2 separate regions of the Homo sapiens genome follow, and region 2 is linked to region 1. A link is an interaction called in ENCODE POLR2A ChIA-PET data of the cell type or tissue named here. Cell type or tissue: OCI-LY7. All regions are shown on one strand. Each heading gives the region's core, and the rest is flanking DNA. Links, peaks and the distances in the headings are about the cores only.

What was found. ChIA-PET counts read pairs that join two places held together with the same protein. Peaks named below come from ENCODE experiments on the same cell type or tissue, not always from the same donor. Only the 100,000 strongest peaks of a DNase experiment are listed, where the experiment ranks them.
Region 2: POLR2A ChIA-PET joins it to region 1 with 17 read pairs; 5 of 35 experiments call an interaction of 5 or more read pairs at or near these places.

What each region holds. Positions count from the first base shown.
Region 1 is chr3:101,706,616-101,711,015 of GRCh38, reverse strand. LOC124909402 (a long non-coding RNA gene) reads right to left here and starts at 3,695. Exons shown (of 2, transcript XR_007095987.1): 1 at 1,897-3,695; 2 at 1,542-1,814. In OCI-LY7, for the core only: CTCF peaks have their summits at 3,298 and 3,504; no DNase peak of the experiment used is centred there.
Region 2 is chr3:101,767,390-101,771,717 of GRCh38, reverse strand. It overlaps CEP97 (centrosomal protein 97), which reads right to left. Exons shown (of 11, transcript NM_024548.4): 11 at 1,156-4,328. Among named protein-coding and RNA genes, the nearest start is that of NXPE3, 9.7 kb to the left of the region's middle. RefSeq lists an enhancer at 2,090-2,169. In OCI-LY7, for the core only: no CTCF peak of the experiment used is centred there; a DNase peak (open chromatin) is centred at 2,277; H3K4me3 peaks cover 862 bases; H3K27ac peaks cover 2,899 bases.

The sequences.
Region 1 (4,400 bases), core at 268-4,267:
GGACAGCATAGCAAGATCCTGTCTATTAAAAATAATTAATAATTTTTTTTAATTTAAAAAAAGTTAATTAAAAATTTTTTAATTTTTAAATTAAAAAAAGAAAAAGAAACTTACTTAAAACTATTAGCCTTTAGGTGAGAACAGCTGCTTAAAGTGTTAAGGACACAGGACACAAACATCAATAGTAAAACAAGGCAAGTTAGCCACATGAGGTGGCCTATGCCTGTAGTCCTAGCTACTCAGGGAACTGAGTCAGCCCAGGAGTTCAAATCCAGCCTAGGCAACACAGGAGATCCCATTTCTAAAAAAAAAATTTTTTTTGATTAGAAAAAAAAAATTTTTTTTTGATTAGAAAAAAAAAGCAAGGCAAGTGATTTTGAATGGTTTTCCTTAGCTTGTACTGAATTGACAGGTGTTATTGATGTTGCTCATTTGTTCCTATATATTCAAGGAGTCAATGATTGAATGGACTGAAGAATTAGCTCCAAAACAGCTGCATGAAACAGCTGAGAATATTTTTAACGAAGGTGAAAAAACACTAATTAAGTACACCTGAAGTAGAATCGCTTTGCTATATTGCAACTGATGATATAAAAAGAGAAAGGCTTAGTTTGACAGATTTACAATGCTTATGAAAATATAAGGTGTTTAAATCCTATGGTTATGACATCATTTGATTATTAAAAAACAGTTTGTGGAAAACATTTGAACTTACCATGTACAGATATTATTGAATCTGCAGTATCAATGATACAATTCATTCATCCTCATGGACTTAACTGTTGTTAGTCCATGAATTTTTGGTCAAAATGGCAGAATATCCTACCTTGCCCTGCCACATAGCATTTGATGACTTAGCAGTGATAACATTTTATTGTGATGTTTTTTGAGAGCCAAGATTGAAATTTTTCTAAATGAAAAGAATTTCTCTTAACCACTGTTACCTTTACAAATCATGAGACCTATAAATTTAGAAAGAAGATTTTATGTTTTATAAAGGCTTACAGCCAGCCAGGTGTGATGGCTTATGCCTGTAATCACAGCACTTTGGGAGGCCAAAGCGGGCGGATCACCTGAGGTCAGGAGTTTGAGACCAGCCTGGCCAACATGGTGAAATCCCTTCTCTACTAAAAATACAAAAAAAAAAAAAAAAATTAGCCAGGCATGGTGGCGGGTGCCTGTAATCCCAGCTACTCAGGAGGCTGAGGCAGGAGAATCGCTTGAAACTGGGAAGAGGAGGTTGCAGTGAGCTGAGATTGTGCCATTGCACTGCAGCCCGGGCGACAAGAACAAAACTCCGTCTCAAAAAAAAAAAAGGTTTACAGCCTGCAAGGTGTCCATCCCATAGGCTGAGAAGGATAGCCTCCAGAAAGACTAGAGACGGGCACTTCAAAGGAGGAGTGGTTGGGGTAGGAGCTTTATGCTGAACAGTTTGGTTAAACGTACACATTCAACAGGTTACTGGAGAAACTCTGAATATTCATAAAGGTGATCCTGACACATAGGTATTGAACAAACATGCATGTAACATATTACCGATGTTCACTTTGGAGTGGATATTTAATACTTAAATGTATTATAATTAGGTCCTATATGTCAAAAGCTCTTTTCAAGACACGAAGTCATGCAAGTGTGCAGCCTCTGAAAGCCTGCCAGAATCAGTCCATGGTTGGCGGTCTTCTTATCAGGAGAAAGTTACTGAAATCAGTCTCTTATCCAATCAAAGCTGGTGGAACGGGGATCAGTTATTCAGTGTCTGATGGTGAGCTACAGTTGTTTTAATATTGCTTATCTGTAGGCCAGTGATGGTTTAGCTGTTAGAGAAAAAGGAAAACCCTGGGGCAGTTAGAACACAGTTTATTCTTTAAGTGTAGGGGTATATGACTTAACCCTTACCTGGCATGGCCTTGGGTCTTGTTTATCTTTTGATACCTTTTTGCCACAAAAAGTCCTTTCTGTCAGTCTTGATATCTCTTCTTTAACATCAATGCTGGTCGGTTGTTGTGTCTAAACTTCAAAAGGGAGGGAGTTTAATGAGGCATGTCTGCCCTCCTGTCCTGTTATGATCAGGAACTCTGTTTTAAAGGTTTTTCTGGGGTCACCTTGGCCATGAGGGTACGTTCATGCAGTTGGCAGAGGGCTCAGGATTTTATTTATTTTACATCACTGACTGAATGACTTTGAAATTCATTTTTGCTAGTTTGCTAATTTTGATCATTTGATGATGCATCCTAATAAAGTCAACATAAATTACAAAGCAAAACAGTACTGACATGCAAAACTTACTGTGATGAAGTCATTTTGACAACTAACATTATTTGAGTCACAAGTTAAAACAAAAAGCAAGCTCTCTATCCTCACACAAGTTTGCAGTGGTTATATTTTTCAAGCTCAAACTACAGTTTTAGTGGTGTTTTACGGATCTCTGCAAACACAAAGGAAATTTCCATATTTCAAAATCCATTTAACTGTGCAACTGAAGAGCTTCCACCTAACCATCAGTTAGAAATGATTCATCTGACATGCTAAAAGGCAGATATGAAGAGAATAATATGTTTCTGTAATTGTTTTCCAAGAGCATAATATACTTAATTTAAATCATATGCCCTTGGATTGACATCATATTGGGCAGTGCCTACATGTGTGAAAATATATTTTTCAAAGATAAAATCTGTAAAATTTCATTACAGATCATGATTGACAGATGAACATTTGCAATAGATTTTGATAGGGAATAAGAACTTTGAAACCTAATTAAGAAAAATGTTATTCTCCATCTCCCCACAAAAAGAATTTCATTCTTCTGATTAGCATACCTGATTTACAAAAATTTGTACTCGATATTATTATATTTTGAATTTCATCAGTGAAAATGTTGTGGAAATTAGTTTTCCCTGTTTTTCTACAAGTATCTACATAAAATCTTCAATTTTGCCCCTTAGCCCATAGAACCTAAAATATTTACCCTCTGGCCATTTACAGAAAAAGTTTACTGATTCTTATTCAGAAAGTAAAATCTAAGTAAGAAGTTAGTGGAAGAGAAGGAAGATTTTCAGCTTGGGCACAGGAGAAAGAACCAATGGGGTATGTAAAAAATAAGCAATCATTCCATACCAAATCATATTTTTAAACCATATTTTGGCCAGGCACAGTAGCTCACATCTGTAATCCCAACACTGGGAGGCTGAGGTGGGAGGATCGCTTGAAGCCAGGAGTTCGAAACCAGCCTGAGCAACAAAGCTAAACCCTCACCTCTACAAAAAATAAAAATAATTAGCCAGGCACATGCCTGTAGTCCCAGCTACTTGAGAGGCTGAGGTGGGAGGATCACTTGAGCCCAAGAATTTGAGGCTGCAGTGTCCTGTGATCTCTCCACCGCACTCCAGCCTGGGCAACAGAGGGAGACGCTGTCTCAAAACAACAAAAACCAAAAAAAAAAAAAAAAGTTTTCTTGCGCTTGCCTTTCTGAGCCAATCAGTAATACCAATTTCTTCCAGAAGATGTCTCCCTTTATTTTCCCTAAATAATAGGAAAAATTTCAAACGTACATAAAAATTCAAATAATTGTGCAATGAACATTCATTTACCTACACTTTGATTCTATTTTGTGGGGCGATCGGGGAGACAGGGTCTGGCTCTATCACCTAGGCTGGAGTGCAGTGGCGTGATTAAGGCTCACTGCAACTTCTGCCTCCTGGGCTCAAGTGATCCTCCCAAATCAGGCTCCTAAGTAGCTAGGACTACAGGGAGCACACCATCACACCCAGCTAATTTTTTTTTTTTTTTTTTTTTTGAGACGGAGTCTCGCTCTGTTGCCCAGGCTGGAGTGCAGTGGCGCAATCTCGGCTCCGCAAGCTCCATCTCCCGGGTTCACGCCATTCTCCTGCCTCAGCCTCCAGAGTAGCCGGGACTACAGGCACCCGCCACCACGCCTGGCTAATTTTTTATATTTTTAGTAGAGATGGGGGTGTCACTGTGTTAGCCAGGATGGTCTCGATCTCCTGACCTCGTGATCCGCCTGCCTCGGCCTCCCAAAGTGCTGGGATTACAGGCATGAGCCACCGCGCCCGGCCCACACTCAGCTAATTTTTGTATCCCTCTATCCATCCATCAGTCTATTATGGGGTTTTTTTTTGTTTGTTTGTTTGCTTTTTTTTTGACACAGGGTCTGGCTCTGTCACCCAGGCTGGAGTGCAGTGGCACGATCTTGCAATCTTGGCTCACTGCAACCTCCTCCTCTGGGCTCAAGCCATCCTCCCACCTCAGCCTCCCAAGTAGCTGGGACTATAGGTATACACTACCACACCTGGCTAATTTTTGTATTTTTTGTAGACATAAGGTTTCATCATGTTCCTCAGGCTGGTCTCCAGCTCCTGGACTCAAGCCATCCGCCCACCTCA
Region 2 (4,328 bases), core at 329-4,328, 61 kb before region 1:
AAAATGTATCAATAACCCAAATGTCCATCAGCAGATTAATGGATAAACAAATTTTGGCAAATACATACAATGAAATACTACTCAGAAAGCAATCAGACGAATCTCAAATAATCATGCTAAGTAAAAGAAACCAGGTAAAATAGGATGTGTCATGAAGGGAATGAGGAATCTCTTGGAATAGATAAGTTTGCCATCTTGATTGTTGTGATGTATTATGGGCACAATGTGTCAAAATTTATCAAATTGTCCGCTTTATTTTTTTGTACTTTTTTTGAGATGGAGTTTCGTTCTGTCACCCAGGCTGGAGTACAATGGTGCAATCTTGGTTCACTGCAACCTCCGCCTCCTGGGTTCAAGCGATTCTCCTACCTCAGCCTCCCAAGTAGCTGGGATTACAGGCACCCACCACCAATGCCCGGCTAATCTTTTTGTATTTTTAGTAAAGATGGGGTCTCGCCATGTTGGCCAGGCTGGTCTCAAACTCTTGACCTCAAGTAATCCACCCACTTCGGCTTCCCAAAGTGCTGGGATTACAGGCATGAGCCATCAAGCCCAGCCAAATTGTCCACTTTAAATATGCAACTTTAAATATGCCTTAAAAGTTTTAAAAAAGGAAATAAAAATTAAAAATAATTATGCCTTTAAATGTCCACTTTAAATATGCCAATTATATTTCAATAAAAATATTTTAAAGTTTATGATGCATAGATACATATATATATCATATATATATAATCTTTTATGACTCCCTGCTGTAATTTTTTTATTCGCTAACCAACTACAGGTTCCAATAGTGTCAAATGAGAGGGCTTCTACTCAACTTACCCCCCAACACTCACTACCTTCACTAGCCCCGGACGATGTCATCTATGCTCTTTGAAGGATGTCTGCTCTTCTCTGTCTAGAGAATTCTAGTGAGTATCTAGAGGTAACGAAATCTATACTGAATAAAACTGAATTAGCATTCCTTCCACTTCATATCCATTTTCATAAGGCAAAAGCTGTTTTATTGTAAATTCACTTATATAATGAGAATACTCTGGACATTGCTTAGTAGGGTTCTATTTGCAATTTATTCTGAACTTTATCCATTAATTACAAGCACAATGAATAACAATCATTACTACTAATCACTAAAATAAACAGATGAAGCACTCAAATGTATAAACCTTTTATTTAAAATTAGACAGACTCAAATACAAATTAAATAAGTACAATATAAAATAGTAAGCCTTCATAAAACACATCATAACCACTTTAAATCATTTACTATTTCTACAGCAAAATTAAAGAGAAATCTAAATACAGTCCAAAATCAAATTATTTTTAAACTCTTATTGTCAACATTAAAATTATTACAAAACATTCAAAGATATTTAATTAGAAGATGAACAAGGCCAGGTGTAGTGGCTCACGCCTGTAATCCCAGCACTTTGGGAGGCCAAACTGGGTGGATCACGAGGTCAAGAGATTGAGACCATCCTGGCCAACATGGTGAAACCCCATCTCTACTAAAAATATAAAAATTAGCTGGGCATGGTGGCGTGTGCCTGTAGTCTTAGCTACTCGGGAGGATGAGGCAGGAGAATCACTTGAACCCAGGAGATGGAGGTTGCAGTGAGCCGAGATCACGCCACTGCACTCCAGCCTGGTGACAGAGCGAGACTCTCTCAAAAAAAAGAAAAGAAAAAGAAAAGAAAATGAACACAACTACTACAGAGTGATTCCTGCTATCCACTAAAATAAATAAGAATTAAAATTCAGTGTGATTTCCATTCATCCACAGATAAAAAGCACCTCATCTTAAGAAGACAATTATCTATTTCTTTCCAAGGCTGTGAGGACTGCTTTGTTTATTTGACTTTTAATTTTAATATGGCACAACAAGCTTGATCAGTAAAAGCAATATCATTAAAAATGTTTAGAATGTTCCTTACAGACCCTTTCTGCTTCACTTCATGAATGAGGGTATCATATATTTAACATTTAAAACATTATGACACAATAAATACCTTTTAAAGGTATGTGGCAAAATAAAAATATACTCTGATTCGAGCTGGTGTTTGGAAAAAATAAAAATATACATTAAACAATGAAGTCTCGGCTGGGCACAGTGGCTCACACCTGTAATCTCAGCACTTTGCGAGGCCGAGGTGGGTGGATCACTTGAGGTCAGGAGTTCGAGACCAGCCTGGCCAACATGGTGAAACCCCATCTCTACTAAAAATACAAAAAAATTAGCCGAGCCTTGTGGTTGCACACCTGTAATCCCAGCTACACAGGAAGCTGAGGCAGGAGAATCGCTTGTACCCAGGAAGTGGAGGTTGCAGTGAGCTGAGACCAGCCTGGGTGACAACAGTGAAACTCTATCTCGAAAAAAAAAAAAAAAACACACACACAATGAAGTCTCTTCTTTCCTTTATGATGGAGAAATGATCATATTCATTCTATTTTTTTCTTTTTACCATCTTAACTCCCGAGGAAAAACGTTTTATATTTTTATTATCAATGTTATAAATCCAATTCTAAGACTTTGCACACAAAAAATACCAAGGGAGATAGTATAATATCTCAAGCTTGTATTTTCCTGAAATTATTGGGAAAAAGTAGAACTAGACTTAAGTAGATAACAGGAAAATACAGTATTATGGTGTTTGTATACAAAAAATAATCCAAAACAGATAAAAACACACGCTCAAGATGGCACCCACATTATTCCAGAATAAAGTTATTTACATATATACAAACGATTATATGACTAAATAAATGAACATTTTCCTAAAACATGCATATTGTGAAGCCTTTTATAATTAAACCTATAAAATCAAACTAAATTGCATATTATCAACTGTCATGATTACAGCTTTCTGCACACCAGGAGAGTTAACATTTTAACATCTGTTCTACAAAACTGAAGATAAAATGTCATCAAACTCAGCATTTCTCTAGAAAATTTTATATACCTCAGCAACCTGTCATACTGCCTGTCGTCAAATAAATGGACTCTAAAATGTACTTATTCTTTTCAGAAAAAAATTTTTTTTGTAGAGAGGGGGGTCTTGCTATGTTGTCCAGGCTGGTCTTGAACTCCTGGCCTCAAGTGATCCTCTGGCCTCAGCCTCCCAAAGCACTGGGATTACAGTTGTCAACCACCACGCCAGGTCTCTTTTCTAAAACTTTAATTTCCACTATTGCTCTTTTGAAACCATTTTAATCAAGTCACATTTCTTAGAAAAAATTCACTCAGGGTTCTGAAGGAATTAGTTATTTTCTACAAGCAACTCTGTCATGAGTGATAGAGTTGTAGCTCTCTTAGAAGTTTTTTTCCTCTTTCAAAGAGAATGAGAAATATGCAGAGATTTCCTTACTGACTCACTAAATGTAAAGATTAAGAGGACATAATAAAATTTTGGACTACAGTAGCATATAGGTTTTCAGTTTATTTACTACTAACTAGCTATAACTTAGACAAGTCATTTAACATGCTGTGCTTTAGTTTCATCTTTGAAACAAAGAGATTCGAACAGAAATCTCTTAAGCTTCCTTCCAACTCTTACATGGTATGATTCTGTGCTTCTGCAGGAATTCTTAATTGATAAACTGAATCTTCCATAAATCAAGAGAACTGATGTGTACTAAAATAGCACAGCTGAACTAAACCTTTCCTTGTTAGGAAAAAAACACAAAGACCATGTTCAAAGCTTAACTTTCCAAACCTTACTAGACCCATTCCCTCTTCAGCCAACCAAAGAATAGCCCATAGAGTTAAAACCAAATATTTTAATTATATAAATTACTTTTAAAGTATAATGTAAACCCATTAAAATATATTAACTCTATGCCAGTTTTCCTACACTCTAATTTACAGTATTTTCATTTTATCTACATTCAAGATAATATGTACAGTTAAGGAAGGGGCTATTTAATATTCTTGCACTTCTAAACACTAGTAAAAGTTAAATAAAACACAGACGAAGAACAGAATATTAACAATTATCATATTGTGCCAAATTTTTAATGAAAGTATGCTGAGTACTATTTGTGGGCTAAAGAAACAAGGCAAAGGTAAAAAAGGAAATCCTGCTAACAAGTGCTGATGATCAAATGAATTTAGTTGTGTTTTTCCATAACTTAAAAAAGACAGGAGGGAGAGGATTTTAGCAGAAATCTATTTAGGTAATACTGAATCATGACATTCCAGCAGCTTTTATGAAAAACTAATGTATAAAGTAGTATTTTGGTACTAGTGCAGTGGAAATTGGTTTTTCTTTGTCTAACTATGGACAGCAAGTGAGGCACTTAACTTTAAAATAGAAAAATAGGGTATA